Regions from separate parts of the Homo sapiens genome. Here all the other regions are linked to region 2. Evidence: chromatin loops called from intact Hi-C (ENCODE). Cell type or tissue: CD4-positive, alpha-beta T cell. All regions are shown on one strand. Region 1 holds the start of LOC124903360 (a long non-coding RNA gene). Region 2 holds the start of PPP4R3A (protein phosphatase 4 regulatory subunit 3A). Region 3 overlaps CCDC88C (coiled-coil domain containing 88C). Region 4 overlaps CCDC88C (coiled-coil domain containing 88C). Region 5 overlaps TC2N (tandem C2 domains, nuclear).

The links. Hi-C counts contacts between places; a loop is a spot of excess contacts. Peaks named below come from ENCODE experiments on the same cell type or tissue, not always from the same donor. Only the 100,000 strongest peaks of a DNase experiment are listed, where the experiment ranks them.
Region 1: a loop joins it to region 2, with 6 times the contacts of the local background. A loop is called at or near these places in 3 of 110 quality-filtered maps.
Region 3: it touches region 2 in a loop (10-fold over the local background); 10 of 110 quality-filtered maps call a loop at or near these places.
Region 4: it touches region 2 in a loop (3.0-fold over the local background); 11 of 110 quality-filtered maps call a loop at or near these places.
Region 5: it touches region 2 in a loop (4-fold over the local background); 4 of 110 quality-filtered maps call a loop at or near these places.

What each region holds. Positions count from the first base shown.
Region 1 is chr14:90,756,114-90,760,113 of GRCh38, reverse strand. The region is part of intron 3 of TTC7B (tetratricopeptide repeat domain 7B); the gene reads left to right. It overlaps LOC124903360 (a long non-coding RNA gene), which reads right to left and starts at 1,553. Exons shown (of 2, transcript XR_007064302.1): 1 at 1,214-1,553; 2 at 597-1,122. RefSeq lists a silencer at 1,447-1,786. In CD4-positive, alpha-beta T cell, CTCF peaks have their summits at 1,307 and 1,510 (motif pointing right); DNase peaks (open chromatin) are centred at 983 and 1,583; H3K4me3 peaks cover 1,511 bases; H3K27ac peaks cover 1,455 bases.
Region 2 is chr14:91,508,269-91,512,268 of GRCh38, reverse strand. It overlaps PPP4R3A (protein phosphatase 4 regulatory subunit 3A), which reads left to right and starts at 1,959. Exons shown (of 15, transcript NM_001366432.2): 1 at 1,959-2,763. The coding sequence starts at 2,622. RefSeq lists silencers at 1,700-1,899, 2,480-2,579, 2,590-2,649, 2,900-2,949 and enhancers at 1,960-2,239, 2,057-2,707, 2,708-3,359. In CD4-positive, alpha-beta T cell, no CTCF peak of the experiment used is centred here; a DNase peak (open chromatin) is centred at 1,788; H3K4me3 peaks cover 3,139 bases; H3K27ac peaks cover 2,222 bases.
Region 3 is chr14:91,321,795-91,325,794 of GRCh38, reverse strand. CCDC88C (coiled-coil domain containing 88C) reads left to right here. Exons shown (of 30, transcript NM_001080414.4): 12 at 872-1,016. Among named protein-coding and RNA genes, the nearest start is that of GPR68, 79 kb to the right of the region's middle. In CD4-positive, alpha-beta T cell, CTCF peaks have their summits at 1,827 and 2,027 (motif pointing left); DNase peaks (open chromatin) are centred at 1,694 and 1,984; H3K4me3 peaks cover 1,025 bases; H3K27ac peaks cover 4,000 bases.
Region 4 is chr14:91,315,258-91,319,257 of GRCh38, reverse strand. It overlaps CCDC88C (coiled-coil domain containing 88C), which reads left to right. Exons shown (of 30, transcript NM_001080414.4): 14 at 3,471-3,608. Among named protein-coding and RNA genes, the nearest start is that of GPR68, 73 kb to the right of the region's middle. RefSeq lists an enhancer at 2,758-3,147. In CD4-positive, alpha-beta T cell, CTCF peaks have their summits at 1,586, 1,788 (motif pointing right) and 3,205; DNase peaks (open chromatin) are centred at 789, 1,167, 1,487 and 3,257; H3K4me3 peaks cover 726 bases; H3K27ac peaks cover 3,959 bases.
Region 5 is chr14:91,834,271-91,838,270 of GRCh38, reverse strand. All of the region lies in intron 1 of TC2N (tandem C2 domains, nuclear), which reads left to right. Among named protein-coding and RNA genes, the nearest start is that of TC2N, 31 kb to the left of the region's middle. In CD4-positive, alpha-beta T cell, no CTCF peak of the experiment used is centred here; DNase peaks (open chromatin) are centred at 1,640 and 2,480; H3K4me3 peaks cover 1,836 bases; H3K27ac peaks cover 308 bases.

The sequences.
Region 1 (4,000 bases), 750 kb after region 2:
CCAATCTCTCCATCCTCTGATTCCACCTCTATTTATAGCTAGTACCATCTAATTTGGCATTCAGATTTTAATTATTTCACATCTGCCATTTGCCTCTCTCAAACTAGACTGTATAATTAATTAATTCATTAAATCAGCAAATATGTGAGTGCTTATTCTGGGTTGGGTGTTGAGGCTGTGTCATATCTAAGCTGCCTGCTTTATCTCCCTGCATGTGCGCCAGGGACAACAGTGCCTGCTGCACAGGGGTGCCTGTGACGGGGCCATTCTTTAACATTTTGCCCTGGCATCCAGGGGCACACTATTGAAGATAAACTCTAGCTGAATAACACACAAGGTGCCTAAGCAAAAGGGCAAACTTCTCAGTATATTCTGAGATCCACTCCATTTCAGAATAGGTTTTGGTTTGGGCCTGATATAAAAACAAATACTCTTGTGTCTAATGCCTCTTCTGCCTACACTCACCGACGAGCTGGTTCATCTCAATTTGTCAACTTTCAAGCTGTTTGGCTCTCAAGGGACTGCCTCCCACTGCTCATTTCCTCTGACAGCAGGTGACTCTCTGGGCCTCCTTAATGCAGTTTTCGCCTCTGCAATGTGTGGTGGTGGCCGCTGTAGTTTTTATTCTTAGGGTTTGGGTGCTTACTTCTAGGATCTCTTTGGGGCCTAGACTGCTACAAAGCTAGTAAGGTTGTAAGACATCACCTAGGCCAGACTCGTGTTTTATATTTTAAAACTCCTAGTACGGTGCTTGTTCCGTCACCACCCATCCCTTGGCTTCCATCGTTTCCAAACCATGTCTGGTGTTCATTTTCTTCTCCCAAATGTTCGTGATGCTTTGGGAATGCAAAAAGCATCCATATTTGGAAAGCTCAGAACTCTCTCGGGGGCGGGAGCAGAACACAGATTGTTCTGTGGAGAAGGAGAGAGTCATGTGCGGCTCAGAGCGTGGCTCTCCGGAGTGGGTCGGAGTGGGACAGAAGAGCAGGAAGGAAGCTGGGGCCGGCCTGGCTGGGCCTTCCTCGAACCAGGCAGAGGCAGGCAGCTGCCCTGCAGGGCCCACCGCAGTCTCTCAAGACAGACAGAGGAACGGTTTGTTGAGTGCCTACTGTGTGCCAGGTTCTGGAATTGTAAAAATATAATACATTATTAATAATGACTACAGCATTAAAATAATTCCTTCTAGACACTGTTCTAAGCACTTGTCCCTTACCTCCCTTTATCCTCACAACAACTCCAGAGCTAGAGACAGGAATAGAGCCCCCATTTGAGAAGGGGAGTGAGGGGTGCCTGCTTCCTGGACTGCGGCTAGCAGGTCATTTGGGGAGGGGCTCCCAGGTGCAGATTCCGCCGAGTCCGGACTGAAGGAGGACACGTCGATCCTGGTGTGCTGGGAGGTGCCTTAGTTTGCGTTTAGCGGCCTGTGAACGAGTCTTGGGACCTCTAAAAGCTGACTCAGGGCCACATCAGCTAGGACTCGCTGCTAGCTGCCGCCCAAGGTCGTCCCGCAGCCCCTCGGCAGCCGCCGCCAGGGGTCGCGGGAGCCGCGTTCTAGCGCAGTCGCGCGCCACAGTTGCGCATGCGCGGAGCTGCTCCGGGCGTCCTCGGCCGGGTCGGCCTTGGGACCGTGCCCCCCCTGCCCCGCCCCGCCCATCTCCCCTCCCCTCGCGTTTCGCCCCGCCCCGCTCACTGCTGTCCCCGACCCCGCCCCGCCCCACTCTCTTGCCCCGTCTCGCCCCGCCCCTCCTTGCGCTCTCGCCCCGCCGCGCCCCGCCCCGCCCCGCCCCGCCGTCCTGGAGCCAGTGCCCTGCATCTCGCGCAGGTGCCGCCGCAGGACTGCAGGACTGGTTCCTGCCGCGGCCACCGGGACAGTGGTGCCCCAAGGCCGGCTGACCATTTGAAGCCCCTGTACTTGGGTTGATTCCGCGATTCAACTCGAGTTCAGGGATGGAGAAGAAAGGCAAACTTGCCAACTCTCTTGATTAACCTCGCATTAGTGAGCCTTCTTAGGGACTCACCAAGCCGAGCTCTCTGGGAGGCGTTCACACTCACAGGCCCTGGCTGTTCGCAGGCAGCAGCTGAGCCTTCACCGATGTGCCCCTTTATTGTTTTCTGAGACCATATTTATAGAGACTCTCGTAGAAGCTGACAGCATTTAATACGTTAAACATTCAATGCGTGGGTATTTACAAAGAGAAAGGATGTAAAGGTGCGTTTCCTGCTTTAGCAGGAATTGAAGTACGTCATATTTTTCGTGGACCGAAAATTCCTGGTCATAAGGACTATAAAAGCCCAAAGAGGATTTTCCTGGAGTGTTCCTTGAGAGATTCATGTCTTCAAGTGAGATCTAATCCCAGTCTTTATGAATTGGATATTTGCTAATGACCATGATCTTCTAGGTGTCATCCTAGAGCCGTAGGACAGACAAGTGACCACTGACATTGCCTTTTCCCCGGCAGAAAAAGTCTCCAGTCTGTTGGGAGCTGTGTGGCAACTGCTGTGGACCTGCTGTGGTAGTAAGCTCATTGGATCAGGATTTGCCCATGTGACCTTGGGCAAATCATCTCTGAGCTTGAATCTCCTCATTTGCAAAGAGAGGACAGGAGAGAAGATAGAGCTCGATCTTTTTTCCTTGAGAATCTGCTTTTCTTTTCTTTCTTTCTTTTTTTAGAGACAGGGTCCTGCCCTGTCACCCAGGCTGGAGTGCAGTAGTGCGATCATAGCTCCCTGCAGCCCCAAACTCCTGGGCTCAAATGATACTCCTACCTTGTCCTCCCAAAGTGCTGGGAATACAGATGTGAGCCACCGCGCCAGGACTGCTTTTCATTTTTGGAAACATTGAGATCACTTCGGGTGCAGTGAAACAAGTAGTTTTATAGAAAAGTCCATGAGTGGAGGGAACGGGGTGGTTCAGGGGAGCTTTCCGGGGTGCTTTCTTTTGCCTATGTAGGAAACCCAGAGATGTGGTAGTAGGGGTTGTGAGGGGGCGCTGTGGGGCCATGCCTGGTGGAGATCCACCACGTTAAGCCTTCTGCTAACTGTTTGTCTCTGACTCCATGATCTCTTCTGCCTCTTCCCATTCTGGATTCTGCTCATGGTGGGCGGCTAGATGGGTGTATTGCATGTGGCCGCTCATCTCAGGTTGCTGGTCAAAGCTTCCTGTTTATATTTAGAGAGTGTAAGAAGAGTAAGAACCCTTTTATTGCCACTGACCCATATTCATATTTAATGTTGCTTGTGTTAGTCGGCTCCTCATTGGTTCTCTTTTTGGAAGCAAGCAGGGACTTAGAGAGTCCAGAGGAAGCTCAGAGGGCTGGAGCTTTAGTTCAGGTTGGCTGAGGTGCTTGTTCTTAATTCTTCTGTGACACCATGTCTGTCTCAGTCACTGCATTTTTAACATTGTTTTGAAAACATTTCTCGGCCAGGCGCGGTGGCTCACACCTGTAATCCCAGCACTTTGGGAGGCCGAGGCAGGCAGATCACCTGAGGTCAGGAGTTTGAGACCAGCCTGGCTAACATGGTGAAACCCCGTTTCTACTAAAAATACAAAAAATTAGCTGGGTGTGGTGGCGCACGCCTGTAGTCCCAGCTACTCGGGAGGCTGAGGCAGGAGAATCGCTTGAACCCAGAAGGCGGAAGTTGCAGTGAGCCGAGATCGCGCCATTGCACTCCAGCCTAGGTGACAAGACTGAAACTGTCTCAAAAAAACAAAAAAACAAAAAAAAAAAACAAAAAAAAAAAGAAGAAAATAAAATAAAACATCTTTCTCTTCCACTAGAGGTGAAATTTCTCAAGGACAAAGAGATTTCTTAAGGGCAGAGTCCTGTTCTGTGAAGCCCACCCCTAGCCCAGAGTGCTGCCCGCAGTTGGTGCCTAGTGAGAATTTGTGGAATGGAGCAAGCACAGGACTCCTGTTCACTGGCTGCTCTCACTCCTTGCTATAGTTGGGGACCTCAGAGGCTACACTTACTCATCACACCAGTGATGAGTCCCCTCTTCT
Region 2 (4,000 bases):
GCAATGTCAAGCACTCGAACCTTCCAAAACTAGCCACTAGCCACATGTGGCTACCAGGCCTTCAAATTTTGGCTAGTGCAACTCACAAGCTGAATTTTTCATTTTACTTAATTTTTAAATTTAAATTGTTATTTTATTTTATTTTTTGAGACAGAGTCTCGCTTTGTTGCCCAGGCTGGAATGCAGTGGCACAATCTCAGCTTACTGCAACCTCCGCCTCCCGGGTTCAAGGATTCTCCTGCCTCAGCTTCCCGAGTAACTGGGACTACAGGCGCACACCACCATGACCGGCTAATTTTTTTGTATTTTTGGTGAAGACGGGGTTTCACTATGTTGGCCAGGCTGGTCTTGAACTCCTTGACCACGTGAGCCACCGCGCCCAGCTAAATTTAAAAACTGATACTTGATTCAGCTTTTGGAAAACTTTTAAGTATGATTGGAATAACAGAATATGTGAATCTACATTTTCAACTGTAAATTTAATAAACTCTACCAGCCCGGGCAACAGTGAAACCCGTCTCTACCGAAAAAAAAAAATAATAACAAATTTAATTAATTAACTGGCAGTGGTGCTGCGCACCTGTGGTCCCAGCTACTTGGGAGGCTGAGATGGGAGAATCGCTTCAGCCCAGGAGGTTGAAGCTGCAGTGAGCTGAGACTGAGCCACTGCACTTCAGGATGGGTGACAGAGAGACCCTGTCTCAAAAAAAATTTTTTTTCAATAAAATCTAAACGTAGATATTTCTGATGAAAATTTAGTATCCCAACAGAGACTTGCTGGAAGGACAAAATATATCACATTTTTAAGACATTGTACGTATATCTCATTAGTAATTTGATTATTGAAATAACTTTTGAAAATACCGCACTAAAACGTTAACACTAATTTCACCAGTTTCTTCGTACTTTTTGTGGCTACTGCAAAATTTAAAGTTATGTGTGTGGCTGCATTATATTCCGAGCGGACAAGCCCGACCTGGCAAGGCCTGGCAAATGGTAAAAGCCACCAAAATGGTGGCATATGAGCTGCATGATAGGAACGAGAATGATATTCCTTTGTGAAGATCAACAATACTTGACATCAAGTAGGTCTTCAAAACACAGGACTACCTAATGCTGAGAATTACTCCTCCCGATTACACAGTGTCGCATTTGTTTTTGTGAGCGCCTTAAGTTCCTTTTCCGACAAGAAAGGCTGGCAGACAGTTCTGATAGGGATGAAGGAATGGAGCACTTGGGGCTTGCCTAGGCTGTAAGGTGAAGTTTTAGAATTGTCACTTGGAACTCGGTCCCACGCCCAGAAATCGCAAACAGTCCCAAGTTTCCACACTGGCCACGCCAGTCCGCGACCCACGGCGGCTCCCAAGGCTGCGCCGACCTAGGCGCCCACACCCGCGACCTTCCCCGGAAGCGTTTCCATTTCATTCCCTCAAGTCCGCAAGGCGCCGGGTGGGTCCCGAGCGCCCGACTCAGCCATAAAGGCGGCCCCGGGAAAACGCTCTCGGAAGCGGGTAGGGGCCCAGGCCCACGCTGCCCGGCGTCCGCAGGCCAGGGGCAGGGGCAGAGGCAGGGACGGGGCAGGAACAAGGGAAGGTGGCGGCGGGCGGAGGCGAGGCCGAAGCGCCGGGGCCCGCGGGCAGAGGCCGCAAACGTATCCACGCCCCTCGTGCATCCTGGAGCGGGGCTGATGACGAACACAGGGCGCGACGGACGCACACACCGCCCAGCGCTCGCACGACGGTGCGTGCAAGGAGGCGGGAGGGAGCCTCGGGCTGTCACCGGCGCAATCTGCGTCCCGCCTCCTCCGCTCCCTGCGCTCCCGCCACCTCGGCAACTCCGCGCCCGCCTCCCGCCTCCGTCGGAAGCCTCCGCCGCAGTAAGGCTCCCGGTCTCGCTGCTGTCTCTTTAAATGGTGGGGCTACGAGCCGCCCCTGCAGCTGCTCCCTGGGTGGCCCCGCGCGCCGCTTTTGAGGGGCGAACCAAGATGGCGGCGGTTTTGGCTGTGTGAGGAAGACGGAAGAGACGGCGGCGGAGGGAAACCGACTTCCACTAGTCCGGGTCGCTTGGGCGGCCGGGGGCCCTCAGAGTCTCCCGGGCAGTGGTAGCAGTTGCAGCAGGATCAGGCGCCTGTCGGCTTCTGACGTTTAAAACAGGGGGAGCGGAAGGGAGCCACTGGCCGCGGTGGCAGGGCCAGGTATAAGGAAGGAAAATATGGCGGCGGCGGCGGCGGCCTGAGGAGGCGGCGGCGGCGCGGGAAGCTGCTTCGCGGAGATCATGGCGGAGGCGGGAGCAGGGCAGTGACGGGAGCCCCGAGTTCCTAGCGCTGCGGGGCGGGAGGCTACGAAGCGCTGCGCGGCCCCCTCGGGGCTGCCGGGCGCCGGGCTCGCCAGGCCTGGACAATAGCGCCGGGGAGCCGGAGGCGAGGAAAGGCGGCGGCCCAGAGCTCGGTCCCTGGAGCGGGCCATGCAGGCGGCGGCGCGGCCCCGCGGCGCCCAGCGGCGGCAGTGAGGCCGGGGAGCCCTCCGCTCGCGGGCGCCCTCACGCCTCGCCCCTCGCCTCTCCAGGGCCCCTTTCCTGGGCGTCTACTGGCGGGGCCCCCGCCCCGGTTCCCGGGCGGCACGATGACCGACACCCGGCGGCGGGTGAAGGTGTACACGCTCAACGAGGACCGGCAGTGGGACGACCGGGGCACCGGGCATGTGTCGTCTGGCTACGTGGAGCGGCTGAAGGGCATGTCCCTGCTTGTCAGGGCTGAGAGCGACGGTAAGTGAAGCCCCGCGCGGCGGGACCCTCGCAGCCCCCACGGCCCTGGGCCGCCTCCCTGGTTCTTGCGGGGCATGGCGCTCGCTCCACGAGAACAGAGGGACGGCTGGGGAGGGCGGCCACCTCGGGGGAGGACGGGCCCCAGGTACCCCAGTCTTGCGGGAGCTCCCCGGAGAGCGCTTGAAATGTTTCCTTTCTCTGAGTGCCTGGTGGCATTTTGGGTACGAGGAGAGCCAAGCGTGTTTGAGCTGTGCCGCCCTGGAGTGTGGAGAGGTCGAGGACCTGAGATAGGGAGTCCGGAGTGTGCTGTTCTTTTGCACTAGAGTGACCTTGAGAAAGACACTGATTAATCCGATCTGCTGCCTTAGTTCACCCATCTGTAAAGCAGGCATGAAACTTTGCTTGGAGCTAAGAAAGTTCTTGGACCTTTCACACTTTGAAGAACGTTTTGCTGTGCTTTTTTTGTTTTTCTTTTTAAACATCTTTTTGCTACATGTTTCTGATCGTGTTGAAGCTTGGCAACACTGTATCTGGCAACTCTACACTAAGAGAAAACGCTTTCCCTTGCGAAGATTTTCGTTCACCAGTGTTGGTTGTCTTTTTTATAGTAATGCAGAATTTTGTGTGTAGCTTACTATATAAACATCTTGCAAAGTTGGAATCATATGAGCTTTTTTTGATTGCTTAAATGGGTGTTCATAATTTGGTTAACAGGTGCAGAGAAGTTGGCAGATAATTTTTAAAACCTTTCGGATCTTCCCTAGTGTTTATGCTTCACAAATTTTGAAACAGCCCTCAAGGTTCAAAGACTAAGTTGTTTGAAAATAAGTGTTTCACGTTTTTTCTTTTTTCCACATGTGCTGTTTCATATTTTAAAAGGCTTATTCTCTGTAGGGATTGCCACTGTTTTTGGCGATATACAGTGAATTTCACTTAAAATACTCAAGTGGGGTAAAACTATTCTCAAATTGTTACTTCCAAACGTGAAAGTAAGTTATCTTCCACTTCTTTTTGTACATTAGTTTATATTTTGCAGTTGCTAACGATGCCAGTTTATTATGATTGTAGCGATTCTGTATCTGAATTATTGCAAACTAATTTCAAGGAATTTTCTTCAATTGGACTCTCCCCAGAACTCCAATTCCATGAAAAACCAACAAGACTAGCCCTTCTGTAATTGAAGACTCTGGGAATATTGATGTTCTATTTAAATTGAAAGTGGTAATCTGGAGTATAT
Region 3 (4,000 bases), 190 kb after region 2:
GAGTTCTAACCCTGGCAACCTAGCGAGGCCCCATCTCTACGAAAACTAAATAATTGGGCATGGTGGTGTGAGCCTGTAGTTCCATCTACTTGGGAGAGACTGAGGCAGGAGGGTTGCTTGAGCCTGGGAGGTTGAGGCTGCAGTGAGCCGTGATCACACCATTGCATTCCAGCCTGGGTGATAGAGCAAGACCTTGTCTCAGAAAAAAAGAAAGAAAGAAAAGAAAACCGATTGGGGCAGGTTCAGGTTTATGGCGTGCCCTTCTCTGATAGTTTAGCTACTGGGTTTGTTGCTGCTACTGCCGTTGCTGCTGCCACTGCTACCACGAATGACTTGTTGACTGCGGGGAGTAGCTTGCTAAAATCAGCAGGCTTGAGCGGGTGCCACTTAACACCCACAAACAGAGCACTTGACTTCTGTATTGCTTTTCTGTAGGAATGAGTGTGTGTGTGTGTCTTGGAAGAAGGGTCTTTGCCAGTGTTGATGGTGTGGGGTGAGCTGTGATTTGTTAGCCTGTTAACAGCTTTAGAGGCCTGTTAGGGCTTCGCTAGAGCCACAGAGCTGCCCATCACTGCACACTTGCTTTAAAGCCCTGTGCAGTATGTCACTTTGTTCAGACAGCATTCAGTTAGGGACCCCGGCCGGGTCTGTCTTCATAACCTAGGTAGCCAGGTCAGGGTACCTTTGAGTGGCTTTCCCTCTCATAGCAGGGCCCTGTGTTGGGATGTTTCTGTGCAGCTCTGTTTATTTGGAAGTGAGCCAGTACATCTTCATCCACAGCACATGACGGTAGCTATACAGGGGCTGAGGCTTGTCCAGGGGGATCTCCAGCTGTGCAGCCTCACTTCTTGCCTCTTCTTGCTTGCCCCAGGACCGGGACACAGATAAGAAACGAATTGAGGAGCTGCTGGAAGAAAACATGGTCCTTGAGATTGCACAGAAGCAGAGCATGAACGAATCTGCCCACCTTGGCTGGGAGCTGGAGCAGCTGTCCAAGAACGCAGACTTGTCAGACGGTAGGTAGCGCCTGGTGCCGGGGAGCCAGCCTGGCCGTGGCCGCCGCTGCCTCCAGGGAGCTGAGTCCTGGGCTCTGAATCTGCCATGTTAGCCCATCCATTCATCCCAGGCAAACATGATTTCCTTCAAGCTCCACTTGGAACTGTTTCATTACAGTTCTCCCCAGGGAAGACACGAGGGGTCTGGCAGCCTTGATGTCAGGACGCAAAACACAAATTAAGTGTTGCCAGTTTTCCGAATTCCCATATGGACATTCCCGGGAGCTTCCAGATTATAGTGCACTGACACCCAGAGGCTCTCTGAGGCCATCTGTGGATGGCTGAAAGCCCTGGATGGCAGGAGCCATCACCAGTGGCCACGAATCCCTGCTATAAATGTACCCAGGGCGTCATTTCCTCCATTCATTTGCATAATTGGGCAAGATGGAGGCAGCCTGTTTTCTCTCTCCTGGGTGGGGAGGGTGCTGAGTGGCTGCTGCCCCGGAGACCCAGGTTCTTAGCGCCTCTGCCAGGCCTCTCCCTTTCCCTCTTCCCTCCTGGGCTTGCTCTGCTGCCCACTGCCCCGCGCCCCGAGAGGAGGTGTCGGTCATGGGAAGCGTGGGCGGGGCCGCACTCAGCCCCCTGCGCAGGAAGCCTCAGCCCCGGCAAACAATGAGCCAGTTCCTGTGTTTGAAAATAGCACACGCTCACCGTTCCCGTGCACGTGATCGTGCAAGTTCATAGTTACTTAGACTTTCCAGGGTGTGATGGGGCTTTTGGCTTGTTTAGTGGGTGGCTTTAAAAAATTCTGATAGACATCTAAGCATTCTGGAAAGGTTATTGGAAACAGGTGAATATTTCTTGCATTTGGGGGTTCCTATCAGTTCCGAACCTAAAACCAGTTTCACTGTGAATCTGTGTGAGAAGTTAGCTGTCTGTGCTTTGATATCTGTGCGTAGTTCTGGGGCCTGAGGGCTGCACAAGGGGGTTCCCCCAAATCCCTTGCCTCTGGAAGTCCAAGTTGGGGGCGCCCCCTGGTGGAGCAGAGAGGTGGTACAAGCAGCTAGGATGGTCTCTCATCAACTAAATATTTGTTAGAGACCATGGTGGCTGGTGAGAAGGCCTCACCGATTTAGACCATTTTCTATAATGTGTGAGCTCTTTAAAGTTAATACCGTGATTTATTCTTAGTGTTGTCAACTCCTAGTGCCTAGCTAGGAGCTGGCATCATTCTAGTGTTTGCTAGAATGATGGCATCGTGCAAGCAAAGCCTGAGTGTATGGGGCAGTGGCTTCGAGAGCCAGAAAGACCTGGCATAAAGCCTTGGCTTCTCTGCTGGTTAGCTGGGTGACCTAGGGCAAGTACTTAACCTCTTAAAACTTTAGTTTCCTTACCTGCAAAATAGGGGTAATGAACCTGCCTCACAAGATGACTGTGAGGATGAGTGAGAGAAAACAGTGAAGCAGGAACCCCGGCTCTGGCCCTTGGTGTGTTCTGTAGAGGGCAGCTCTTCTTGTCTGTCTTACTAAGACATACCCAGTTACTCTGGTTGCTGGGGGGTGCTGACGAGATTTGCACTAGTAAAGAAACACTGGGCCGGGCAAAGTGGCTCATGCCTGTATTCCCAGCACTTTGGGAGATTAAGGCGGGCAGATCACTTGAGGTCAGGAGTTCAAGACCAGCCTGGCCAACATGGAGAAACCCCGCCTCTACTAAAAGTACAAAAATTAGTCAGGCGTGGTGGTGCACACCTGTAATCCCAGCTACTCAGGAGGCTGAGGCCGGAGAATCGCTTGAACCTGAGAGGTGGAGGTTGCAGCGAGCCAAGATCACACCACTGCACTCCAGCCTGGGTGAGAGAGTGAGATTCTGTCTCAAAAAAAAAAAAAAAAAAAGAGAAACACTGGCGTTTTAGTAGTAAACCATTGTGTCGTTTTAATAGTCTTCAAGGCACTGACTTTAATGGAAGAGGAAATGAAACATCGATTCCATTGTTTAACTCACAGAACCTTAAAAATTAATCTCTGTGGTCAGTTTGGGAAGGTGAAAAGGGATGGTGGTGATGGTTGCAGAAAAGTGTGCTTGTACCTAATGCCACAGATCCAAACACTTTAAAATGGCTAAAATGGTACTTTTTAAATATATTTTTCTGTAATTTTAAAAATGGGTTCACCCCCATGAATTCTGCAGAGACACTGTCCAGATGACCACAGGTTTTGAAATAATGGAGTCTTATTTGAGGCTTGGTGTTGAAGTTAGGTTAGTTTCATTTACAGCTTATTTGGGATGGAGCCCTCCAAGCGTCCTTGTATGTGGAGTGTGTGTGTGTTTATGTGTGTGTCAGTGCTGGGCTGGGGCCAGGTACACACCATCCCCTCCACTTCTCGCCTGCTGTTGGTTTGGGTCTTTAGGGCGTTCTGGCCTGTTGGGTGGTCCATGTCGTTATCCTTGGTAGAGGATGAAGACTCAGAGGGAAACGAGATGCTGTTCAGTCTTTATGATCACCCGGGGAATCTGAACCACACACATTTCCAGATTTATGTGTTTGCTGTGAAAGCCATCACCCCCCTGTACCCACAGCCCCTGGGGTGAAGAGGTAGGGGGAGGAATCGCTGTATTAGCAACAGTGTGGAAAGGCCCCAAGAGATGAGGACGTGGCACTGGGTTGGGTAAATGAAGGGGGGAAGAACCGGGCTCCTTTCTTAAGAGGGCTTTTGCATACCTTTTTTTTTCCCCTCCCCAAAACAACCCCATGACTTACCTAAAATCATGCACCTGCTTGTGGCAGGAGGGGGCCAGGAACTCCCATTCCTGACTCAAGACTCTTCCCTTCTCCATTTGCACCTGAGCTGTTTAAAAGCAGAGTAGATAGTCTGCCTTTTACTATTTTTAGCTTATTTTTCATCTCATTTAGAATTTTAAAAGTAATTTGCATACACTATCACAGTTTTCTTCAACATAATTGTGAAGTCACAGAAAGAAATCTCTGCATAGCATCTCATCCA
Region 4 (4,000 bases), 190 kb after region 2:
AGGGGCCAATGAGAGACTAGGGATTGCCGACAGGTCTTGCTCATTCCAGGTCAGAGGACCTCTCATCCACCTGCCTCACACTGTGGAGGCACTGGTGTACTGTGGGCTCTGAATGCACCAGCTGTCAGATTCCAGTCGAGGGAGGAGGCCAGAGTGTTCTTGCGGGCTGACTGCCATGCAGGATGGGCAACCCTCAGCCAGCTCAGCTCATCCTGAATTTCCCTCTCCAACCTCAGCCATCCAGCTGTGAGTCCTGGCAGTGTCATTTACTGAGGCATGACTGTGGCAGGACACCTGGGTCCCTTGGCTCTGCAGGTTCTTTTTTTTTTTTTTTTTTTTTGGACGGAGTCTCGCTCTGTTGTCCAGGCTGGAGTGCAGTGGTGCAATCTCAGCTTCCTTGCTATCTCCATCTCCTGGGTTCAAGCGATGCTCCTGTCTCGGCCTCCCAAGTAGCTGGGATTACAGGCATGTGCCACCATGCCCAGCTAATTTTTGTGTTTTTAGTGGAGATGAGGTTTCGCCATGTTGGCCAGGCTGGTCTCCTGACTTCAGGTGATCTGCCCACCTCAGCGTCCCAATGTGAGCCACTGCACCCAGCCACTCTGCAGGTTCATGATCTCTGAGGCTGGGAACAGGTCCCCCACTCCTGGGAACTGGTCCCTTGAGTTCCCTCATGGGACTTCTACGAGGCTCCTCACTCTTGTCCCTTTGAACTTTGTGTGCCTTGCAGCGTTTGAGCTGCCAGGTGGTTTTTCCTCTCTTTGTAGGACAACAGAAGACACCCCCGTCTCATGCCACATCTTCTGGTGCAGGGCAGCATGGGGAAAGTGACTCGGTTTTTTGAGACAGGGTCTTGCTCTGTCATCCAGGCAGGAGTGCGGTAGTGTGACCATGGCTCACTGCAGATTTGACCTCCAGAGCTCAAGTAATCCTCCCACATCAGCCTCCCGAATAGCTGGGACCACAGGCACGTACCACCACGCCCAGCTAATTTTTTTTTTTTGGAACTGGGGTCTCTTTATGTTGCCCAGGCTGGTCTCAAACCCCTGGGCTCAAGCAGTCCTTCGGTCTCAGCCTCCCAAAGTGCTAGGAGCACAGGTGTGAGCCACTGTGGCTGACTCAGTGTTTTGGTTTCTTAGATTCATGTGGGCCTAGCACGGGAAATGTCTTCATAAGTGGCAGCCCAACCTTGGCCATGATAAAAATAATTGCCCTTTAGGAAGATGAGAACCTCCAGCTCTGCAGGTCCTCACGACGCTGCCCCAGAAAGCCTGCAGTATTATCTCTCTGGCCTAGTGATATTTTGGGGCCCCTTCTGGCAGGTCACCAGGGTGGTGCCCAGGCATCTCTCTGCCCTGTCCTGTCTGCTGTGGCCCCTCCTCTGTACAAACAGGACCTGGCGGGGGCGTCGCCCACCCACCACAACTCCTTATGCTGATCTCTCAGGCCCTACCCACTTCCTCCCTGGCCCGACGCCAGCCTCTCCTGCCGTGGCCCTCGGGAGGCCCTGTCTTGGCACACACTCTCTGGTCGTGGGGGCGCCGGAAGGGAGGGGCCGCTGTTTGCAGGCAGGGCTGTCCTGTGTCTGAAGCCTGGAGCTCTCTCCTCCCTCTCGTCCTTGGCCTGCCCTGAGCCTGGCTGGAATCTGGCCCGACCCTGCAGGGTGGTTCTCCCTTCACTCTCTGTCCATGTCTCACTGACTGTTTTATTGGCCCCAGTGCCCAGCCCAGAGTCTGACACGTAGAGGGTGCTCGCCAGCATTTGACAGGTGAACCCTTCAGCACCAGCAGGAGGCAGGCTGTGCTTCAGGCCTGGCAACCCTCAGCCAGCTCAGCTCATCCTGAATTTCCCTCTCCAACCTCAGCCATCCAGCTGGCATTTCCTAGTCAGTAAGCAAGCCCGTTGGCCCTGCTGAGTCCCACAGGGGGCCCCTAGTGCCAACCTGGCTCTTCATCTCACCCCGAATGTAGCCCAGGCTGCACGCTTGCTTTGGTCTGGGACCTCTGGAAACCATAGTTCCCTGAAGTTAAAACATCTTTCTCTCTAACTCAAGGCACCTCCATGGGTCCTAGAGAAGCCCCCTCCCTCCTCTGTGTCTGTAGCTTTGTATTGAAGTCATAAGAGTTCATTCTTTGAGTCAGGAAGGAAAAAGAATCCTTATTTTTAGAGGAAGAGGGGCAGCCCTTTGGGGGCCTGTCATGAGAGGCAGGAGCAGCTCATGTGAAGACATGCAGCCTGGGGGCTGAGGGGCAGGGTCCTGGCACCCACAACTCCCAGGAAAACCTAATGCTGCACCACATGAGACTGTTGCCCATGCCAGTGGCTGCAGGGAGGACAGGAAACCCTCTGGGGGCCAGAAAGTCTGCAGCCATCCCATACCTTAGCCCAGCAGGTTCATCAGGTGCACAGGTCTTCTTCGGGGATGGACCGGAGTATAGGACAAAGAACCACAGAATGAGAAAGATGAGGGGTCCATCAGGGGTAGGTAGGACCCAGGAAATCACACCTTTAGACCAGAAGCAACAGCAATCAGAAATGCAAGGGTTGGCCGGGCACAGTGGCTCATGCCTGTTAACCCCAGCACTTTGGGAGACCGAGGCAGGCGGATCACCTGTGAGACCAGCCTGGCCAACACAGTGAAATCCCGTCTCTACTAAAAATACAAAAATTAGATGGGCGTGGTGGCAGGCTTCTGTAGTCCTAGTTACTCAGGAGGCTGAGGCAGGAAAATTGCTTGAATCTGGGAGGCGGAGGTTGCAGTGAGCCAAGATCATGCCATTGTACTCCATCCTGGGCGACAAGAGCAAAACTCCATCTCAAAAAAAAAAAAAGGTTGAGTCAGAATCTGCATTTCAGCAAGGCGGGCACTCGTGTGCAACGGGGAGCATAAGGACCTCTGTTTAGGTAGTTCATGTTTAGGAGGGCTGCGAACAGGTGGGTTCTGGCATAAGACCTTGATGTCAAGGAGATCACTGGGTGGCTGTCCAGGCCAGACAAAATGTGGCCTGGCCTGTGAGGGAGATGGTGGAAGTGTGGAAGGGGTAAGAAGGACAGGGCTTGGTGACACATTTCCATGGAGGTGAAAGAGGAAGAGATATAACAGAGGGCCACTTGAGCAGCCAGGTGACATCACCAACTGAGGCAGGAAGTCTCCAGGAGGACAGGAAGCTGGGTGCGTGTGAAACCCCCGAGGGCACCCAGCGGTGGCGGCCTCAGGCGGTGGAGCACATGGCAGCAAGGATGGGGCAGAGGGACGCTGGGGGGATGGTGATGGTTTGCTTCCTGGTGACTTTCTGTCTTAAGAGTGACAGCTGTGGTGTGGGGAGTTGCTACAGAATGATGTCAGGAGGTCTTCCCTTGAGAAAAGACCCATCAGTGCATTCTGTTGGGGTGGTTTCTGTTTTGTTTTAAATCATGGTTCACTTCGTAGGACTGATGTCTGCACTGGGCTGGGTCTTTTGGTTCTGCAGATTGAAAAGTTACAAACCCAGCTGGAGAGAGAAAAGCAGAGCAACCAAGATCTGGAGACCCTCAGTGAGGAGCTGATCAGAGAGAAGGAGCAGCTGCAGAGTGACATGGAGACCCTGAAGGCTGACAAAGCCAGGCAGGTAGGTGCCTCCACCACTAACGCCTCTCCTAGAACCCCTGCCTGCAAGACGGAGAGCCGGGATTACAGCCATTCCTGGTACTGTATTGTGGATGCATGGATTATCCGTTACCTAGCTTAGCCACAGCTTAAATCAGCAATTCTCAATTTCCCAACTGGCGGTGGGAAAAGGTGGGGTGAATTTTGCCTCCCAAGGGACATTTGGCAATGTCTCAAGACATTTTTGATTGTCGTGACCCCGGGGAAGAGAGGGGGTGGTGCTCCTGGCATGGAGTGGGTGGAGGCCAAGGATGCTGCTACATATTCTGCAGTGCGCAGGTCAGGAACACTCCATCTGCAAATGTTCTTAGTGCCCCAGCTGAGAACCCTGGCAAATCCGTGTGGTTTTATTTG
Region 5 (4,000 bases), 330 kb before region 2:
CTTGGGAGGCTGAGGTGGGAGGATGGCTGGAGCCCAGGAGTTTGAGACAGCAGTGAGCTATGATTGTGCCACTGCAATCCAGTCTGGGCAACAGTGAGAGCCTGCCCAAAAAAAAAAAAAAAAAGGAACAAATGAGAGAGAGACAGAATGAATATTAGTCTAAAACGCCTTGGAGTTCAAAGTTCAGATTCAAATCTTGACTGTATGTTTGGGCAACCACTAACTGGTTGTCTGACCTTTAAATATTTTCAACTGCAAAATGAAGATAATAACAGCTACATTGCAATTTCCAGGATTAAATGAGATGACTCATGAAAGTTTTGTGTGAACAGTGCACAACTTTGCAAACATTTGTGATACATTATTAAATGTGAACGTACTAGGAGTTGAAAGCAGTGGTTTTCAAAGTGTTTGTTGAAACACTAATGCCCAAGATTGGAAACAGGCCTTTCTCAAGAAAAGAGTTCTATGGTCAAACACATTTGGGAGATGCAGGATCAAAGAAAGTAAAACATGGTTCTTATGCCTGTAAAATGCTAGTATGCATTGTGAATCTCAAGGAAAACAAATATTTTGTGTCTCTCTCCCCCACATTAATGTGATCTGGTGATCTACCCCTACTCCCACTGCAGCATCTCTAGGACCTTGAGATGGACAGAACTCACTCTGGGAAAGACTGCTCTCCAGAAGGAAAAGTATGAACCTTTCTTTCAATTTTACAGTCCCACCACCCAGGCTGGCACCGTGGCTCAATGCTTGTAATCCCAGCACTTTGGGAGGTGGAGCACTTTGGGAGGCAGAGGTGGGAGGATCACGTGAGTCCAGGAGTTCAAGACTAGCCTGGGCCATATAATAAGACTTCATCTCTACAAAAAATTAAAAAATTAGCCTGGCATGCTGGCTCGCGCCTGTATTCCCAGCTACTTGGCGGAGGGGCTGAGGTGGGAGGATCACTTCAGCCCCGAAGGTCGAGGCTGCACTGAGCCACGGGCGCACCGCTACACTCCAGCCTGGGCGACAGAACCTCTGTCAAAACAAAACAAACAAAAAATGCTAAGCCATTCTTCATCAGACAGTCTAGGAAACTCATTTCCAAGCAGTGTTGAGATTTCCACCAAGGAAGCCCAGAGAAAAGGGCCAGGCCCCCCGCTTTACCAGGGTTAGAGGGGATCCCTCATAGAATCGGGGGTGTGAGGTGCTGTGGTGGATACATTTAATATTCTTTCCAAGACACCCATTGATGGCAAGGCAGTAGCAGATAGCAACAAAAGCAGAGAGCAGGGCTGATCCTCAAAGACTTTATAGACTTTTTATAAAAACTCTAAAAGTCAAGTAACAACATGACTACTCCGCTTCTAAGTAAAGTGTGCATAAACATCGCCAGAAAGACTGCCCCTGCCTCCCCAAGTCAGAGAAGTTTCCTCAGGCCAATAGCTTCCCCTCTCTTCCCCCTCCTACCGCTTGTCTCCCTTCTTCTCCCAAAACACACCCCACACCTGGCGGCATTTTACACCTTCCCAGGAAGGGGCTGCCAAGCGCGGAGTCGCGGAGGACGCAGGCGCAGCGCGGCTCAGGTACGCGGGAGGCCCCGCCCCTCCGCGCCCAGCCCTTCTGCGCCACTCCACTCCCCGCCCTGCCCCGCCCTGCCTCGCCCCTCCCCGCCTTGCCTCGCCCCTCCCCGCCTTGCCTCGCCTCGCCCCTTAGCGCCCGTCCCGAGGGGCGGGGCGGCCCTGGTGGGTGGTGTGGGAGTGGGTACGGGGAGGGAAGTGGAGGGGAGGGGGTAAGTGATAGGGTAGGGGAGGCCCTGGGAAAGGCAGGACCTCGAGGCGCGGCCGCGCGAGGTGACCGGAGTCACAGTTCCCGCAGGCGGCGACAGCAGAGCGCCCACTGCCTCCAGCAGGTAACCGGCCGCGGCCGCGCGGCGCCGGCCCAGCGCGGGCGTGGGACGTGGAGACCCGGAGGAGGGCGGCGGGACCCGGGCGGGGAAAGGCGCGGCGTGGCTTGGCTCAGGTGCGCTTCTCCCACCTGGCAGCTCGCTCAGGGCTGTGGGGGGTGCCTGTGAGGGCGGCCCCGCCTTGCGGGCTGGAGGTGAGTGTCAGTTCTGTCTCTTTTGTCTTTAACTTTCTTTAAAATGGGGCCGTGGTGGGGCCCAGGGGCTGTTCCCACGTCTCCTCAGCGACGCCTGTGTCGCGGGGGCCTGAGAGAGCTTTAGGCCCCGCGACAGCTGGAAGCGCGGTGGTCTGGAGGGCACCAGGGGTGGGCGACGGGGCGAGGCTAGGTCCCCGCTGGCCAGGTGGGCGGCTCTGCCTAGGGGGACCCGTGACCGGGGACGGTGGAGACCCCAGCCCAGGCGGGGACGGCCGCGCGCCGGGCGCCCGGCTCCCTGCTCCGTGCTCGGGCTTCCGACGGCGCGTCCAGGTGGTTTCTGGGCTCTGGGGAAAGAGAAGCGAATTTCCTTTCCCTGGCGGGGTCTGATGAGAAGAGCTTCGCAGAGGGTTTTTACCTGTGATGTTTCTGAAACTTTGTGAAGTGGCGAAAGGGTGTTAAAAGTGTCCCTTTACTGTGGTGTTTGCAAACCACAATCTACCCAGCTAGGTTTTAGATTTGACTTCTATTTCTTCCAGGTTTTCCTTTGCTATGGTTTTCTTTAGAGGAAGATACTGTGGATGAACTGTGGGCTATAGTGCACACCGATAGACATCTGGGTATAGACAAGATAGATGCCAAGCCAAAACCATTGATTTCTTTAGAACATTTAAAATACAGCATATAAAAGGATTGCTTTTGTAATTGAAATATTATTCTAGTTCTCCCTTTAGGTAGGCAGTTAATAGAAATTTGTTTTCCCTGATTAATATTGTAGAACATAGCCTGGAAAATATTGAGAATTAGCAACAACAACAAAATCCATTTACCAGTTTCATATTTTGATGTGTAACTTCAGCATGGTTAAAAATTGCTTTTTCTGGAAGGAGGGAGTAATGTTGCTTGCCTTTGAGAGCTGGGATATTTGCTTTTTATCATCTCTTTTGTATTTTGTAATTTTTGCTAATGAATATGAGTTACCTTCATAACTGAGGAAGAGGCCATAATACAAATTTATTCTTTGTTTAACCCTTCATGAAAAATTTAAGTATATCTTGTATTTTATTGACTTCATATGAATTATAATTGTGCATTTACGAATAAAACTAATATTGAGAGATTAATTCAGGTGGAGAGAAAATGAGTTTGAGATTCTGGCGGGACATCTGGCATAGCTGTCTAGTGGATATATACCAATAGATATATTGGTATCAGGTTTTCTGAAGTCAAGATCAGACTTACAAATGTTGGAAGCAGCAGTGGATTTGTGGTGGTTAATCCTGTAAGGGTGTAAGAAATCATTCAAGTAAGTATAGTGTAAGAAGAGGGCAAGACCAAGGATGGGGAACACCAGCATTAAGCGATGGGTAGAGACAGCCAAGGAGTCTGAGGAAGAGCATCAGGAAAGGAGGAAATCTAGGGGGCAGTGGTCTCATAGAAGCCAGGAGAGGAGAGTTTTAACAAGGAGAGAAGTCTATCTGGGAGTCAAGAACTGATTACGTGCCTATTGTCTTTGGAAGTTAGGATGGGGGCTTTAACCTCAGCAGACATAATTTAAGTACAGTGTAAGGGTAGAAGCCAAGTTTGAATGAATCTGAGGAGAGAATAGTGATTCTGCACTCACAAGTAAATGTGAGTTTAGAATCCGTATTTTGAGAAACAAAGGTTAGAAGGAGAGGCGATCCATTGATTAGGGAGATGATTAAAAAAAGAAAAGAAAAGAAAAAAGAGAAATAAGGATGATAGACTACCTTTGTGTTATCCATAATAATTACAAATTTTAAAAACGAAGTGCATCATTTCATAACATTGTTCCTCTCTCATGGTTAAGTAGCAGAAGCTGAGAGCAAGAAGCTGAGCATGTTGAAAAGAACTATTCGTGGTAAAGTAGTTATGCCCCGCCCCATCCAAATTA